Linked DNA regions of Mus musculus: region 1 is linked to region 2. The links are chromatin loops, found by intact Hi-C in ENCODE. Cell type or tissue: gastrocnemius. All regions are shown on one strand.

Region 1 (8,000 bases), 51 kb after region 2:
AGGGGGGACAGATACGCTCCTCCCTTAAAGAAAAATTTGAAAGCAGGGATCACACTAGGTTCCTTGAGATGGAGAGCATCTTTCCCTGACTAGAATGGTCAGGGAAGGCTGCCTGGAGGAGGTGACACTTAGGCAGGGATGTAACGTGAAAGGCTAATAGGAAGAACCATGGTGAGGGGTTGGGGTGGGGGTGTCTGCAGTGGGGGTGTCTGCAGGATGATGGTACAGACATACCAGGTCCTAGACACAGGAGAGAGACGCTAAAGATCAGGTTGCACTCTGGGTCTTGTCCCTGAAGGAGTGAATTTTGTTCCCTCTTCTCCCCATGGCCATCATGATTTTGTCCTTTTCCTGGTGCTGAAGGCTTAGGGCCCAAGGGAGCTGATTCTGGCATTCTGGTATTCTGGGGGTCACTGTGGCTAGAGCATCTGCCTGGGCCTAAGGAGCCTGGAAACGACCCAACATGTCTAGAACAGGGCTACAGCTGGGGTTTCTGTCAGGGTCAGGCTGCTGAGATTTGCATTTGAGAACTTGAAGATGACAAATGTCCTGGCTGGATCCAGGAAGATGGAGGGAGAGAGGCCAGGGCCGGAAGACCCCAGCCAGGTGGGTGGGGTGGGTTGTGGAGGCCCCTCTCCCTTGGCTGAGCATTGTCTGCCTCCAGTGTGGAAATAACGAAGAGTAATGAGAGTTATTTTCCCCCTGATGTTCTGCATCAGGGACTCGGTGATTTAACTTGCCTCAGTCCCGCTGGGCTCCTCTGTATGAATGGAAGTTGACAATGTATCAAACTTTAAGGAGCTGCAGGTCCAGGAGGGTGGTGCTAGGCAGTAGGCTTTGGGTCCAGCCTGGCCTCCTGGCTTCCTGGCCTCCTGGCCTCCTGCCCACGGTTCCTGCCTGTGGCTCACAGTTTCTGTTTAGGTTCATGCCTCCCTGGTTGATGACCAAATACCACGCAGATATAACCCAGGAAGCAAGGCATGGGTGAGGGCTTTCTTCACAAACCCCTCTGCCCATATATGGGGTGCTAGGAACTGCGCACAAATCAATACATCAATATGATCAGCTGTCTCGTGCTGGTGACATGAGAATGTTCCAAAGAACCCAGCTCCTCTCCAAGAAGGAAGGCATGCCTTTTATATTTTCACACGTTCCCTCATCCTTAGACTGAGAAGTAGTAACAAGCCTGGTACAGAGGAAGGGCATGAACATCTCTTAGGATCTGCACGAGGCGGCTGTCGGTTGGAAGGGTGGTACCTGACTGCCCCAGATCCTCTCTGCCAGGCTTTCTCCTGGGTCAGCTCTGAATGTCGGTACCCTATCAGCTGAGCAATCATGCTTGTTATTCTTGGAGACAGGTAGGAGCCTCCAGGGCCAGGTGTGTGTCTGGCTGTCGGTAGCCTGGACTCCGATTTGCTTTCTTTTGCTACGGTGAGTCTAGTGGGGGTGGGGGTGGGACTCATCTGCTGTGTGAGCCCATAGAGGGAGGACTTGAAAGGAGAGATGGGAATTGGTCTGCAGTCTTGACTCTGAGGAGACAGAGCATGTGGAGGATGATCAGTGGTGAATACAGCTTGTACAGGTTCAGTGATGGAAAGTGGAGGGGGACCAGTCAGGGAGGCAGGGCTGTAAACAGGAAGCCTGCGATGTGGATGGAGGCCTCTGTGTTTGGCTGATAACGTATGGTTTTGTAGGTGAGAGGTCAGAGGGAGACCAGAGTCCAGGAGGGACTCTAGGTTCTTTGTATTTTACTGGGGTTCGAGCTGAGAGGTTGGAGGAATACCTTTGGAAAGACCCGAGGAGCTGTATGCAGTCCTGGTGAGAGTGCAGCTTTGGGATAGGTTCTGGCTTGGCCACTTATAACTGGGCAAGAGGCCCAAGGGATTTGAGGTTCTGGTTTCCTATGATAGCATCATATAAGGTAAATACCAGTATTTCCTTGTTCTTGAATAACTCTCTGTATTAGGTCTTAGAGTGGGTGTTAATTCATTTCATGAAAATATCAGACAAGGTTTTGGGCTAATCATGAACTGCCCAGGCTTGGAACTGTCTATGCTCAGGTCAGGGATCGCTACCCGACTATGTGGCTCTAAAGTCCTTGTCTCTCTGTACCCAGCACATATTAGCACATAATCGTTAGAGCTTCCCTGCTGCCTGCCTTAAGCCTCTTTCTAGCCTCTTTGTGTGTACATTCCATGCACACTTCCTGGGCCTCATTTGTACACACATGTATCTGGAGAAGATCTGTTTTTCCCTGTTATCAACAGGCAGCAGTGCCCACCACATGGTTATAGTCTCACTTCCCCAGTGTGAGATAAGTGGTAAGTTCTTGCTAACTAAATGCAGTTAGAGCACTTCAAGGCTCATTGGGAGGGACTGGGTGTCAGAATGACTCTGGGGAAGGCTACTTGGGAGAAACATGGACACTGTACATGGCATGAGACCTCGGTGGTCACTATGCAGGCAGGGGTCTTGAGATTCTGAGTTGTTCTGTTGAAGCAGTTGGTACACGCCTTAACTGACTCTGGGGCCTTGAAGAGGGAGACTGGTGGCCCCTTCTTCCCTTGGGAATTTACAAGGGGAGGAGGAAAGATAAAAGGAAGAGAGCTGGAATTCAAAGTGGGCCTTCAGTCTCCTGGGAGATAAGGAATGAATCTAGAGTTGTGGCCAGGAGGAGGACACTTCAGATGCATTACAGGAGAGAAAAGGAAAGAAAGAAGGGAACCCCATCAGAACAAACATACTAGAGCTGAGACCCAGGAGGGTGTGTGTGTGTGTGTGTGTGTGTGTGTGTGTGTGCACCCAGGGAGTAATGGGGCCAGGCTCTATGACTGAAGATGGTAGGCTTGGTTTTCTAAGAAGTGGGAGCCATAGAAGGTTCAAAGGACAGCATGGCAGACACTCTTATGCCTTATGGGAATTTCCAGTGACTCTGGAGCAGGCAATGTTGGATATGAGAGGACAGAGAGTGGTGAGGGGTGGAGAGGTGAATCCCTCATAGTGAAGACACCAAGGTGAGAGACTTCTTTCACTCTTCGAGGCTACACAGAGAAGGAGCCCAGGGAAGGGGCAACAGGATGGAGAGGCCACTGTGTTGGAGTCTGTTGATTTCCCAGTGGACTAGGGCTCTTCATGGGGTCTAGGTAGATTCCCACCAGTGCCAGGGCTCTATCTTTCTCTGTGATGTCCTGGAGCCTGTCCCTGTCAAGGCAGATGCTTCAGGGTACACTAGAACATATAGTCCATGAGAGTCCTGAGCACAGCCTGTGCTGTGTTGAAAACATCTGCAGAGTATATTGTGTCTATGAGGAATATGTCTTGCAAATGGGTTTCAGAAATCTGCTCTCTCATTGATTCGATCCAGCCCCACTCACCATCTGTCAGGACAGGGTGTAGATGCTGGATAATGCTTGTGGGTCCTGGAATAGAACAGGAGAGGCGGGCTTTGGTCATCGAGGGAAAAACCAGGTGGTCAGGCATGAGGGGCAGTGAGTCACAGCCCATGGTCATACCAAGGGGCTGAGTTCTGGAGAGTAAGAGCTTAGGTCATTGGGAGTTGCTGAGATGCTATGCCTGATCCCACGAGTCCCTAAAGGCTTCCAGACAGACACCCCTCCCAACAGGGCCCACTTGGGAATGGATTGGGGGTGTTTCAGCTCATACTTTCAGGTCACAGCCTATCGTTGAGGGAGGTCAGTCAGGGATCCAAGGCAGGAACTGTGAGCAAGCACTGCTTACTAGCTTGTCCCCAGGCTCTCATTCAGCTACCCTTCTCATATGCCCACCATCGCCTCCCTAGGGACGGTGCTGCCCGAGGTGGGCTGGGCCCTCCGACATTCTACATTAGCAATCAAGAAAATGCCCCACAGACAAGCCCATGTGCCCAGCAGATAGAAATCAAGAAAATGCCCCACAGATAAGCCCAAGTGCCCAGCAGATAGAAATCAAGAAAATGTCCCACAGATAAGCCCACATGCCTATCTGCCGGAGGCAGTTCTTAACTAAAGTTCCCTTTTTCCAGATGTGCCAAGGTGATGGCGAAGCATAGCTATCAGTGTCCCACAGGTAACTTGAACGTAGGTCCTAATCGGGTAGCAACAGAATCTCTTCTCTGGACCTTAAAACTATTGATTTTCTGTGTTACAGAGCCATACAATGTATTTGCCAACCTGTCTTCTCTGACACTCCCCTCAATATGATCCTTTTGATCATATTGTCTCTGTCGCCCGGGAGCTGGGATCAGCCTGGCTTTGTTAGGTGTTGTTGAGCAGATTGCCCCTTAGCAGGAGAATGGAGTAGAGTTGTCAGACAAGCACAGCCCAGGAGGCCCCGTTATGTTCAAACTTCAGATACACAACAGTTGCTTTTTAGGGTAAGTGCACTCTGCAATTATAGAGCACATGTCACAAGCATTCAGCCTGATGAATCCCAGAAGGTGAGTACATCTTTGTAAAGAGACCAGATCTAGAGACAGAATGTTCCAGGCTTCTCAAATGCCCTCCCACCCCACCCTGTCCCCTTCCGGGAACTTCCCACCCACCCTCATCCCGACTCCTCACAGCACAGCTGAGCTTGGCCTGGTTATGGACATCAGTGTCATATATAATAACCGGACTCACTCAGCCTGAATTTTTTTCTGTCTGACTTCTCTCATGGTTACATCTGTGAGATTCATTCATATTTATTTTTTGGTACATGAATGTGTTCATGTGGATGTAAGGCCGAGGTCAACATCAGTCTCGTTCTCACTTACTCTTCATCTTATTTCTGGAGACAGGCTCTCTCATTGAACTAGAACTTGCTGATTTTGCTAGGTTGGTTGACCAGTGAGCCTCGGGGACCTTCCTGTCTCTGTCTCTCCAGCATCTGGATTATAGGATTGTGCTTCTGGGTCTGCCTTTGTCTTGTGGATGTGGAATTGAGTGTCCTCTAACGTTCTCTGAGAAGTGAGAGAGGAGGCTGCCTCTTTGGATGCTGGATTCATGATTAGAGAGGACTGCTTTGAGCTCCAGGACATGGTCAGGTCTTGGAAGAAGGCCACAGCTAGGTTACCCTGGTATCAGGCTTAGCATATATTCTGAGAAATGGAATCTGGGAAGCATTTACAAGAATCCTGTTAGCATTGTGTTGCTGTAATGGAGGCTTATACAGAACAAAGGGTTATTTAGCTCACCCTCTGGAGCTTCAAGTATAAGATCAGGTGGCCTTGTTGGTCTGGCATCCTGTGAGGAAGGCAGGTTGTAGCAGTGAGAATATGTGGTGAAGCATGTGGCTACATCACCAACCAGGAGGCAGATGGAGACTGGGGTCACAATTTCTTATGAGGGCAGCGCTCCCAAAGATGTAAGACAGTGGTTCTCATCCTGTGAGTCTGGACCCCCTTTGGGGTCACATATTAAATATTCTGCATATCAGATATATACATTATGTTTCATAATAGCAGCAAAATTTCACTTATGAGGTGGCAATGAAATGATTTTATAGTTGGGAGTCACCACAACATGAAGAACTTGTATTACAGGGTCTCTGTATTAGAAGGTTGAGAACTGCTGTCTCAGGACCTCCTGACATGACTACCCTGGGGACCAAGCCTTTATGTGAAACCATAGCAACCTCCCGGCTCAGATTCTATTACATATACTCCCATCCCGGGCCCGAGGTCATCCCTGAGAGGTGGAGAGACTTATTTTTCATACAGGGATAAATACCTTGAGCATGTACTTAATCAGAATTAAATGTTCAGTATTTAAATATTAGTGGCACCTGGAAGTTAGGTTTAATTCATAAATCAAGATTTTACGGCAGGTGATATTTATGGCAATTCTTGCTGGGAGAAATATTAAAATTCGTAAGAATTGTAAATGCTGTAACACAAAATGCTACAGTCCAGGCTCATAATTGATGACTTCCTCTCAGATGTATGGAATAAATTAATTTCATTGCTGTATGGATGACATTAATATGATTTTATAATTAATTTAGTTCTGAGTGCTGCTCGGGGTGCCAGATTTCACTGGAGGGAGGAAAAGGGCTCAGGGAAAAAGGTGACACAGGAAGAATAATTTGGAAAACAAATAAAGAATAATGTTGTAATTAGAAATGGCAGGCGTGCGGGACTCTGCTGTGAAGCAAACACAGGGTCTTGCCCAGAGGTGGCTTTGGAGGGCTGCCGCTGTGTGCTTCCAAGTCCTCTGAGGTCCTGTTGGGGTTTCTCATGCCCCAGCCTGGGCCTTCAGGCTGAGGCACGTTGGAAGTGTTGCTCCTTGGTTGGCTCATTAGACGTGTCCTGGAAGGTGAGCATTGACACTGGCCCTGACAGGTGGGACTCAGAGAGTACAGCCAGGCCACCAGATGACCGAGGATGCTAGCCCTTTTGAAAACACACTACCCAACACAGTCTTCCATGTGGTCCTTTCTGCGTTAGCAGACTGATCAGCTCTGCACTATGCCATTGGAGACTGTCCCTTTATCTTTAAATGAAAGTTACTGGTTATTCCTTAGGCACATGGTTCAGCAAATCCACTCAGGATTTCCTCCCCAGAGATCATTTTCCTCCACAAGCCATTCAGTGGATCTCGGAAGCTGCAGCCCAAAGACTGAGGGGTATGCAGGAATGCAGGATTTCCCCCAAAGCTTGCCTTTTTCTCAAGAGGATTCCCCAGATATGAGGAGGTGCTTTGCTCAGCAGGTGCTCCCTTGACACCATTGGATGCTTGAATAAAGAAAGTGTAAGGTTGATGGAAAATATACCAACAACTATGCCACTAACCCTCACCCGAGCTGGGACCGTTCAGATGTAGCTATGGAAGAGGAGGCTTCTCTAATCCTGCGAAGCCTGGCTGAGAACTCTGCACGTCCAGCAGGAGCTGGTGGTGAGATTTAACTGGAAGGCTCCTCAGACATGCTGGCCCCCAACTTAATGTGTCAGCACTGAAGTCACTCCTGACTGGGCACCCACTCTCTGCATACCAGGCACAGGGAGGATGCAGGAGCACATGGCATGGTGTAGATGTATGTGTGGTAGGTATGTGGTGTGCTGAGATGGAGGCAAGCGTACACATGTGACGGTGTGCATGTGTGTGCATGTTTGGGTATACATGGAATCATGTGGAAGCATGTGAGGGTGTTACTCTGTGTGCATGCAGAGTGATGTGCTTGACTGCCTTTTGACGTATGTTTATGCAGGTGGACAAGAAGAGGGATGAAGGGGTAAGCGTGCTGCCATCCTGTCCCCAGGGAGACCACGGACCAGCAGGGAGAGGAAAAAGATTTACATTGAGCACTTTTCCTTTAAATCCCCAATCCCCCTTTGACATTTGTCCCCTCATCTTCCCCCTCCTCCTTGAACTTCCAATGGGAAGGCTGGGAACTGCTCTCCCAGACTCTCAACAGCTCTGCCTGTTCAAGGGAGGCCAGAATGCTTCCCTGGCTAGTGTCAACCCTCAGTCTAGGTGCCGAGTCTAGGTGCCTGTGCCCGGCAGCCTCCAAAGACCCCTTTGAGCCTGGTTCTGCATGTTCCTTCCCCAAGAGTCTCTAAGAGGACCAGCTCTTCTCTCAAAATCTTGGGGGATGGGGTGGGGAGCAGACCTGCAGTATTGCCCAGGATGTATGTGAAATAATAAAATGTTTTTGTCTTAGTTCATTATTTGTCTGTGTCTTAATAATATTCATTTTAATTATCTGTATGTGTATGTCTGTGTGGGTACATGCATGTGAGTGCAGATACCCAGAGTCCAGAAGAGGACAGCAGGACCCTTGGAACCACAGATACTGGGAACTAAACTTCAGTCCTCTGTTAGAGCAGCAAGTAGGCTTAATAGATGAGCCATTCTCCAGCCTGCCCTCCCTCCCTCCCTCCCTCCCTCCCTCCCTCCCTCCCTCCCTCCCTCCCTCCCTTCCTTCCTCCCTCTGACTCTCTCTCTCTCCCTCCCTCCTTCCCTCCCTCCATCCCTCCCTCCCTCCCCATTCCTGAGTCATGCACTCCCCTGATGTGACATCTC
Region 2 (8,000 bases):
CATGCCTTCCTGCCTTCTCTGTGCCCTGGGGTGGCAAACATTTTGAAGCATCAGCATCTCTTCACTATGATTCTCCGCACTTGCACAAGCTCTGTGAGGTTAACTGACTTGGCCAAGTTCACAGCATGATGGGGTCGGGCCTTTGGCCACAGGTCTGCCTCTCGCAGGTGGGTGGGTCTCTACACAAGGTGAAGTGAGAAGCAATTGTGCCAGTGTTGCTCCTCAGCATAGACAACCTTCGGCTACCATCCATGTGGCCTCCCTTCTCTGGGGTGTATCTGGCCATGGGTGGGAAGTGCGGAAGAGTCTCATCTACTGCAGATGAGATGCATGGCAGTGTGAAGATGGACGGGCTCTGTGAGACGCTGGGAAAGTGACATACTCTGAACTGCTGTTTACAGGCTAGCTTATAACAAGATGATCCCACGTGGCAGGGATGGTGGCAGTTAAGAGTCATTTCTATAGTCAGCATCAACTTGTTATTTTTGTTAAAAAATGGGCTGGATGAATCCTCATGGCTCCTGCTGGGCCCTTGAGAGATCACTGGACTTTGTGCCCTCTGCTCTCTGCCTGGCACAGATTCTCAGCAGCATTTGTGTAGGCTTATTTGATAAATGGATTCTAAGGGGCAGGGAAATGAAGTCCCCTTAGGAATGGGGATGACCAGTGACTTGTTGCTGGAGGTAGGGTCCCAGGGTTGAGCAATGCTTCTCAGGCCTAGATAGGACAGAGAAAGGGTGACTGGGGAAGGTAGGAGAAGAGAGGTTACTGAGCAAGTGGTCCTGGGCCACTTCCTCCCAAAGATTTAGGATCTGCAGTGCTGGCATCATGGACATCAGCCGTGCAGAGACTCATGTCTGGAGTTCATTGCAGGGCTCATCACCTTGTTCTCATTGCTCTCTGCAGGGGGTCAGCTGGTCCTCAACCTCCTCTGCCACACACCAGCTTGGGGAGGAACAAGTCTCTCACTGCCAGGTGGCTGACTAGAATCAGGCAGGTGATTTGAGGAGACAGGCCCTGCACAGAGGTCCCACCCATGTAGTGGATTCCCAGAGACATTGTCTGAAGACCAGATGAAAGTGAGTGGGTTCCCATTGTCCTTCGTCATGGTCTCAGAAGAATGCACGTGGGCAGGTATGGAGTGGAAGAGGTTGACTCCACAAGCATTTTACCCCTAAGTAATTCACCATTGGAATGGAGAAAGTACATTGTTGTTCACAGAATGGCCCTTGCAATCCAGCTGGTGGGCGTCTGGTGATGCTCTCTGTCCGGCTCAAGCTGGAGAAAAGTCTTAGCTGGGGCCCTGTGAGGCTTTGACTGAGCCTACAAAGGCTACCTGGTGTTCTTACGTCTGGGGACTTAGTCCATCCTCAGCTGTCCCAGTCTGGTGTTGAAGGCTAGGGGAATTCCTGGAGAGAGGCTAGTCTTCCGTCTATGTAAGAAGGCTGAAGAAGCTGACGTGAAGGCTGGCAGCAGCAGACAGGATACCATTGCTTTCCCTTGGTCTTCATCCTGTTGGTGCCACCTTAGGTAAAGTACACCCCGCTTTGGGGGAGGGACTTCTTTCTTGGTTAATCCCTCCTGGAAACACCCTCGTAGACCTAACCAGAGGCGTGCCACTGATTTGTTTCCAGATCTGATCAAGTTGACAGTTGAGATTAATCATCACACTAGGCTCTGGGGGTGAGGTTTGGGAAAGCAGATAAGGTGTCCCTTTCCTATCTCAGGATCTCAAGGAGTCTGGCTGGACCGGGCTGGCTGCCTGCATCAAAGACCTGTCTTGGAATCATGGCGTCTCCCCACCAGCTCTCCATGGATTATTTCCAAATCAGAATGGTGATGTTTCAGACAGATCTGCCCTGGAGTTAGGGTACCAGGTAAGGGTTATCAGGGACCTCAGCTGGGTTTAATTTTATTTAGAAAAATGATTGAATGGTAAGGTTCCTTAAATCTGAGTGTCTCAAACAAATCAATGCTTGTTTCACAAATAAAAGTGGGGAATGGGGAGCTGGAGAGATGGCTTAGCGGTTAAGAGCACTGACAGCTCTTCCAGAGGTCCTGAGTTCAATTCCTAGCAACCACATGGTGGCTTATTACCATCTGTTTTGAGATCTGGTATCCTTTTCTGGTGTGCAGACATATTGTAGGTAGAACATTGTATACACAATAAATAAATCTTTAAAAAAAATAGGGTCTCGGCTGGTGAGATGGTTCAGCTGTTAAGAGTACTGATTGCTCTTCCAGAGGTCCTGAGTTCAATTCCCAGCAACCACATGGTGGCTCACAACCATCTAGAATGAAATCTGATGCCCAGATCGAGTGGAGCCCAGATCTAGAAAGAAAAAAATAAAAGGTCTCATGTATCCTAAGATGACCTTGAGGTTGACGTATAGCTGAAGATGACCTTGAACTTCTAACCCTCCTACCTCCACCTCTGGAGGTCTGGGATCTGAGTGTGAGCTGACACATCTTGCTACGTGGTGCTGGGGATTCCGCCCAGGGTTTTGTGCATGTAAAGAAAGCTCTCTGTGACGTGAGCTGCAACAGCTACTCTGCTAGACTTAGTATCTGCTCTGTATGGTCTGTGGAGTGGATTCTTGGGCCTGAGTGGGCCATTGTGGTCAGTGGGTGTACAGGACTGCATTGCAAATTGTTTATAAAGCTGAGGTTCTGTCAGGGGGTTGTGGTGCACACCTTTAATCCCAGCACTCAGGAGGCAGAGGCAGGTGGATCTCTGAGTTTGAGGCCAGCCTGGTCTACAGAGTGAGTCACAGGCAGCTTGAGCTACACAGAGAAACCCTATCTCAACACCCCCCCCCCCCCCGCCAAAAAAAGCTGAGGCTCTTATCAGGACCAATTTTCTTGATGTTCAGGAAGAGCTGGCAGAGTGACCCACTCTTCTGCCCTCCTACGGGTTTAGTGATCCTCAGTCTCTGTGTGGAATATGCCAGTGACCTGTGGGTGCTCACCCTGCCTTCACATGTCCTCTGGGGTTAAGCTACCATATATGAACTGATTTCCTGGGTACTTGTGATTCACAGCAGGGCTACAGGCCCATGGAGCAAAGCTTTGATGAGCAAGCAGATTTGGTCTGTGAGAGGATAAACATGAGCCCCAGCCACTGCATTGAGCGACTCACGGTTTTACTCAAGAGCTGTTGCTGATCAGTTAGTTCATTTTCCTGGGATAGAATCAGAGCATGTAGTCGTGGATATGTGTTTGATGCTGGTCAACTCCAACAGAGTCCTCCATCTAGCCAACTTTATGGATTTCACGTTGTAGCTAGGTGTGGGCATTGTTGACTAGATCCTGCAGAGAGCACCCCTGAGGCTGGTTTGATCTGGCACCAAGCTGGGTATTGCTATACTTTGCCTCAGATTTGTGGAATGGAAACTTGGCCCCAAGTGTGGTAGTAGCACTGAGGGGGGCCCAGTGGGTGGTGGTTAGATCACTGGGAGGGGCTGATATGATTCTTGTGATGCCATGATTGTTCCCTAGTGAACTAAATATAAAATGGGTGAGTCTGGCCCATGACCCTATCGGCCCAGCTGGGTTCTCCTGCATAGCTCCTGCAATTGCTAGGCTGCCTTCTGTGAGGCTCTCACGAGAGGCTAAACAGATGACATCCTCTGATATTTGACCTCAGCCTCTAAAACTATGAGCTGCATAAACCATTTTTCTTTGTAAGATGTCTAGCCTGAGCTATTTTGATATAGCAATGGAAAACAAGAACCATGGAGCAGGACGGATGGTTCAGCAGTTAAGAGTACCTGCTGCTCTTCCTGAGGACCTGAGATTGGTCCCTAGAACCCACTGGTGGCTCATAACCATTCATAGTTCCAGATCCAGGGAATCACACACCCTCTTCTAGCCTCTACAGGGACTGTATACATATGGTGCACTTTCATGCATGCAGGCAAAACGCTCACACACATAAAAATAAATCTTAAAAATCTTAAAGAAAAGAAAAAAATAGTTATACATTCTAAGAGGTGGAAAAGCCGGGGCAGAGTGGAGGTTTTGCTGTCTGCTTGCGGCTGGGTGGTTTGGGCACTACCTAGTCTCCACACCCCACCTTGGCCTTTCCTTGGTCCTTGCCAGGCTGCATCGATCAGAGTCTATGCCCCTGTGAATACATCAATTAAATAGGATCCTTCCCAGGAAGGGCTTTGATTTCCTTCCTCTGCTCTGACAGGCAGCATTATTGATGTCACTGCCTCCTTCTGATAGTGCTGGCAAAAGCCATTCCATCTCCACTGTGCGGGGTGCCTCTTGTTTGCAGTGATTTATTGCACTTCCAACAGGAAGAACTGCATATTTATTCAAGCACAGAAGTTCATTCACCCAAAATACATATGTGAAGGAAAAAGAAGAGAGTGAGTGTGGGGAAGGTCTCCCTGGAAGGTGAGGGGGGAAGGCTGCCTCGATTTCCTTCCCGTGTCTGTCCCTGCTCACATAGGCATCGTGAATTAATTTATAGACAACTGCCACGAGAGGTGGAGGTGGGTTAATTTCACAAATTGATGAGCAATTTAGGATTCAACTGGCATTTATAGGGTGCTGACAGTGCTAGAACCATGCCAGGGGCCAGAGGGTGAAAGCCAAGGAAAGACAGATGGTACCTCAGTGCCTCGGAGAGACAAACACAGGGAAACTCTGAGAAGTGGGGCCTGAAGGGAGATGGGGCAGAGCTGGTGACAAGCCCATGGGAGCCAGAGGTCAGAGGTGACTTTTAAGTAGTGTCTTGTAGCCGGCTTTAAGAGTATGAGTGGCTAAGGGGGTGTCCAGAGGCAGGGTGTGAGTTGAGACATGCTTCTGTTTTTGTTTTTGTGTTTTTTTTAAAATAAAAGATCTATTTATTTTTATTTGTATGAGTACACGGTAGCTGTCTTCAGACACACCAGAAGAGTGCATTGGACTCCATTATAGACGGTTGTGAGCCACCATGTGGCTGCTGGGAATTGAACTCAGGACCTCTGGAAGAACAGTCAGTGCTCTAAACCACTGAGCCATCTCTCCAGCCCCACACTTCTGCTGATCCTCAGAGTGGGTGGAGCCAGTTGAAGGATGGCTGGGGAATTGAGGAAGCTGCCCCAGCCGTGCCTATGCTCTCGGGCAGGGGTGGGGCAAGATACCCAGTCTTCTTGTGTGGTGGTTCACTTTGGCTGCTGCCTGGCTAAAAAAAAAAGTCACAGGCAACAAATGGTTAACTTTGCACACATATGGATTACAGATTTCTGTTTTGTTCCCTGCAATCACCAAATCAATTTGAATCAACACATTAACTGTTAATCAGAGGGGACCGGATCACCAGCCTTGGTGGGAACTCCATGCTTCTCAGCTGTTGGAGTCTGTCCTGAGCTAAGGGACCCGATTTGGTCACTCAAACAGAAACTCCTTACTTGCTGTTCACCCCACATTTCAAAGCAAGGTGGTTGAGCAGGGCCTTTAAAGCTTTGGCTTAGGTCTGGATAGCTTGGAAGAGAACCTAGCCTTGGATTCTCCTGGTGCCCACGGGCAGGCCATGCCTCTGTAAGGCCTTCTTAGTAACCCCTCTTCCTCTGAAAGTCTGTCTGCTAAGTAAGGCTTCTCAATATCCTGGAAAAGGCTGGGGAAGTGTGCATACAGTACCTCCGAGTCTTGATGCTGAGTGGGCTTAGCCCTGCCCCCTCACTGTTCTGGTCAAATTGTCCTGAATAAAGGATGCTTACTGCCAACTCCCCGCCCTGGAATACGCTGACAGTCAGCGTTCTGTAGGGCAGAGATTGATGACTGCACCTTTTGAAGCTTCATACCCCAGAAAGGCCCAGAGAAGGGGCTTCATTGCTTGGGTATAGGATGATGGGCCTCAGCTTGGCCAGGGCTTTCTCTGCCACTACCCCACCCTTCCAAGTAGATCCTCTGTAAGTACACAAGCACAGCCTGTAGGAAAGCCAGGCTGGATTGTAAATAGTTTCCCCCTAATCACAAAAGTAATATAAGTTCATTGAAAAACATCGAACATAGGAAAATAGGAAGACGAGAAAATTAGCCTTTTCTGCCCGAGAGGATATCTGATGACATCAGCACAATTCCTCTGGGCTGTCTTTTCCCTCTTAGCTGCTTCTGAAACTGGGCCTGTTGGCTCTCTGGGGTGTGGCCAAAGGCAGCATGCCTTCAGGATGAACCTGGGTTCAGGTGGTCACTGGAAGTGGCTTAGAAGGCCAGTGCCTTTGGGAGAAGGGTGCACACCTAGATCCTGGCTGTCACGGGTTACAAGTTCAAGAGAACTGCTGAAGTGATCCAAGGTGACCCCAATCTGGTTCTAGAACTAGAGTAGAGCAGTGCTATCTTCAAAACTGGAGGAAAAGGACCGACCAGTGGGTAAAGGCTCCTGCTGCCTGCCAATGTGGGTTTGTACCTTGGGATTCACATGATAGGAGAGAACTGATGTTTACAAGTTGTTTTCTGATTTCCACACAAGTGTGTGTAACACACACACACACACACACACACACACACACACACATGATTGAAACTGGAGGAAAAGAAGCCTCTTGTGGAGCGCGAAGGCCTGTCACAGGTTGACTATCCATGGGCTCAAGTCACCTCCTCTACCAGCCAGTGCTGCAGTATTCCTGGTGGTCTAAGGCCTCCCAGGGTAATGGTGTCTATGAGGGTGGGTATAGTATGCAGAATCCCCTCCCTCTCTTAATTCCAGAATGCCATGGGCCATGAAAGAGAGACAGTGGTCTGGCTAGGAGAGATGTTTTACAGGCGATTTTGAAAGCAGAGGGCATTTGGTAGGAGAGTTTTTTTTCTGTGTGGGAGGATGTGAAGGACCTGTGGCTCTGTGGCAGCTTATGTACATGGCATGAAGTTCTACCCAACGGGGGACATCTCAATACTGTCTATAAAAAGATGACAAGGCAGGGTCTAGCCCTTCCAGGAACCTACCATCTCATGAGGCCATTCTCTTCTACTTTTGTGCGCTGTCCCATCACTTGGAGAAAAAATACAATAGGGAAGGGGTGTGGCCACAATCTTCTCCACATCTCAACCTCAAGCCCTCAGGAAGCTGTGGATCTCCAGGGAGCAAAGGAACATTTTCTTGATTCAGGAGAATAGTTGAGGAAGAAAAGGGGTTGGTGGCTAAAGACTGATGCATCAACCCATGCATGTGCCATGATGGAGAAGGCCTGGGCCTCCACTTTCCAAAGCCTTTCTAGGAAGTTTGCATGCATGAGAGAAATTTTAGTCTGGCTTCTAGGGGTTGGGAACGCCACCCCTCTGCCTGAGGAGCTATGCCTAGGGGTTGGGTAAACACTCACCAGCTCTTTGAAGCAGAATTTTAGAAAAGTTGTTTTATATTTAAGTTCAAGACTGTAATATCACATGAGTTAAGGGGTAGAGGGTGGAGGGCAGAGAGGGAAACCCCAGTCCTTAAGATTCCACATGATTTTGTCTTAAACTGACATGAGAATATATGGTAAGATGGAGACTTACCATACACCTTGACTTCTGTGCCCCTGATTGCAGAAAGTAGTCTGGTTGGTAGCAAGTAGTTCTTATGTCCCAAATCCCAAAGCAATAACTGCTGGGAAATGACAAGCGTTCTGAAAATCCTAAACTCCATCCTTACCTCACTGTCAGGCTTGCATGCTGTAGTTTGGGAGGAAATGATATGATAATTTTGTTAACATTATCTTCAAGAGAAGACAAGAGTCAAGGAGGGTGAGATGAATTCTGGAAACCCAGTGTCTCCATGGATCAGAAGGGAAAAGACCCTAGATCACACTGTTGCCATGATCTCACTTTAGTCATGGTTACACTGTAGTCATGACCACACTGCCAAAGGTCACACTCTCATCATGATCACACTGCCATCAGGATCACACTCTCATCATGATCACACTGTCGTCATGGTCACAGTCTGTCACAATCACACTGACATCATAACCAGATAAGGCAGGGGGATTCCATTTGTTAAAGATCACTGGGCCATGCTATTTGGCCTCTTT

The links. Hi-C counts contacts between places; a loop is a spot of excess contacts. Peaks named below come from ENCODE experiments on the same cell type or tissue, not always from the same donor. Only the 100,000 strongest peaks of a DNase experiment are listed, where the experiment ranks them.
Region 1: a loop joins it to region 2, with 2.2 times the contacts of the local background. A loop is called at or near these places in 2 of 42 quality-filtered maps.

Annotation. Positions count from the first base shown.
Region 1 is chr7:132,488,102-132,496,101 of GRCm38, reverse strand. No RefSeq gene overlaps it. Among named protein-coding and RNA genes, the nearest start is that of Gm35147, 26 kb to the right of the region's middle. In gastrocnemius, no CTCF peak of the experiment used is centred here; no DNase peak of the experiment used is centred here.
Region 2 is chr7:132,538,856-132,546,855 of GRCm38, reverse strand. It overlaps Gm35249 (a long non-coding RNA gene), which reads right to left. Exons shown (of 3, transcript XR_378549.3): 1 at 7,486-8,000; 2 at 6,937-7,065; 3 at 4,982-5,176. Among named protein-coding and RNA genes, the nearest start is that of Gm35249, 4.6 kb to the right of the region's middle. In gastrocnemius, no CTCF peak of the experiment used is centred here; DNase peaks (open chromatin) are centred at 157 and 4,624.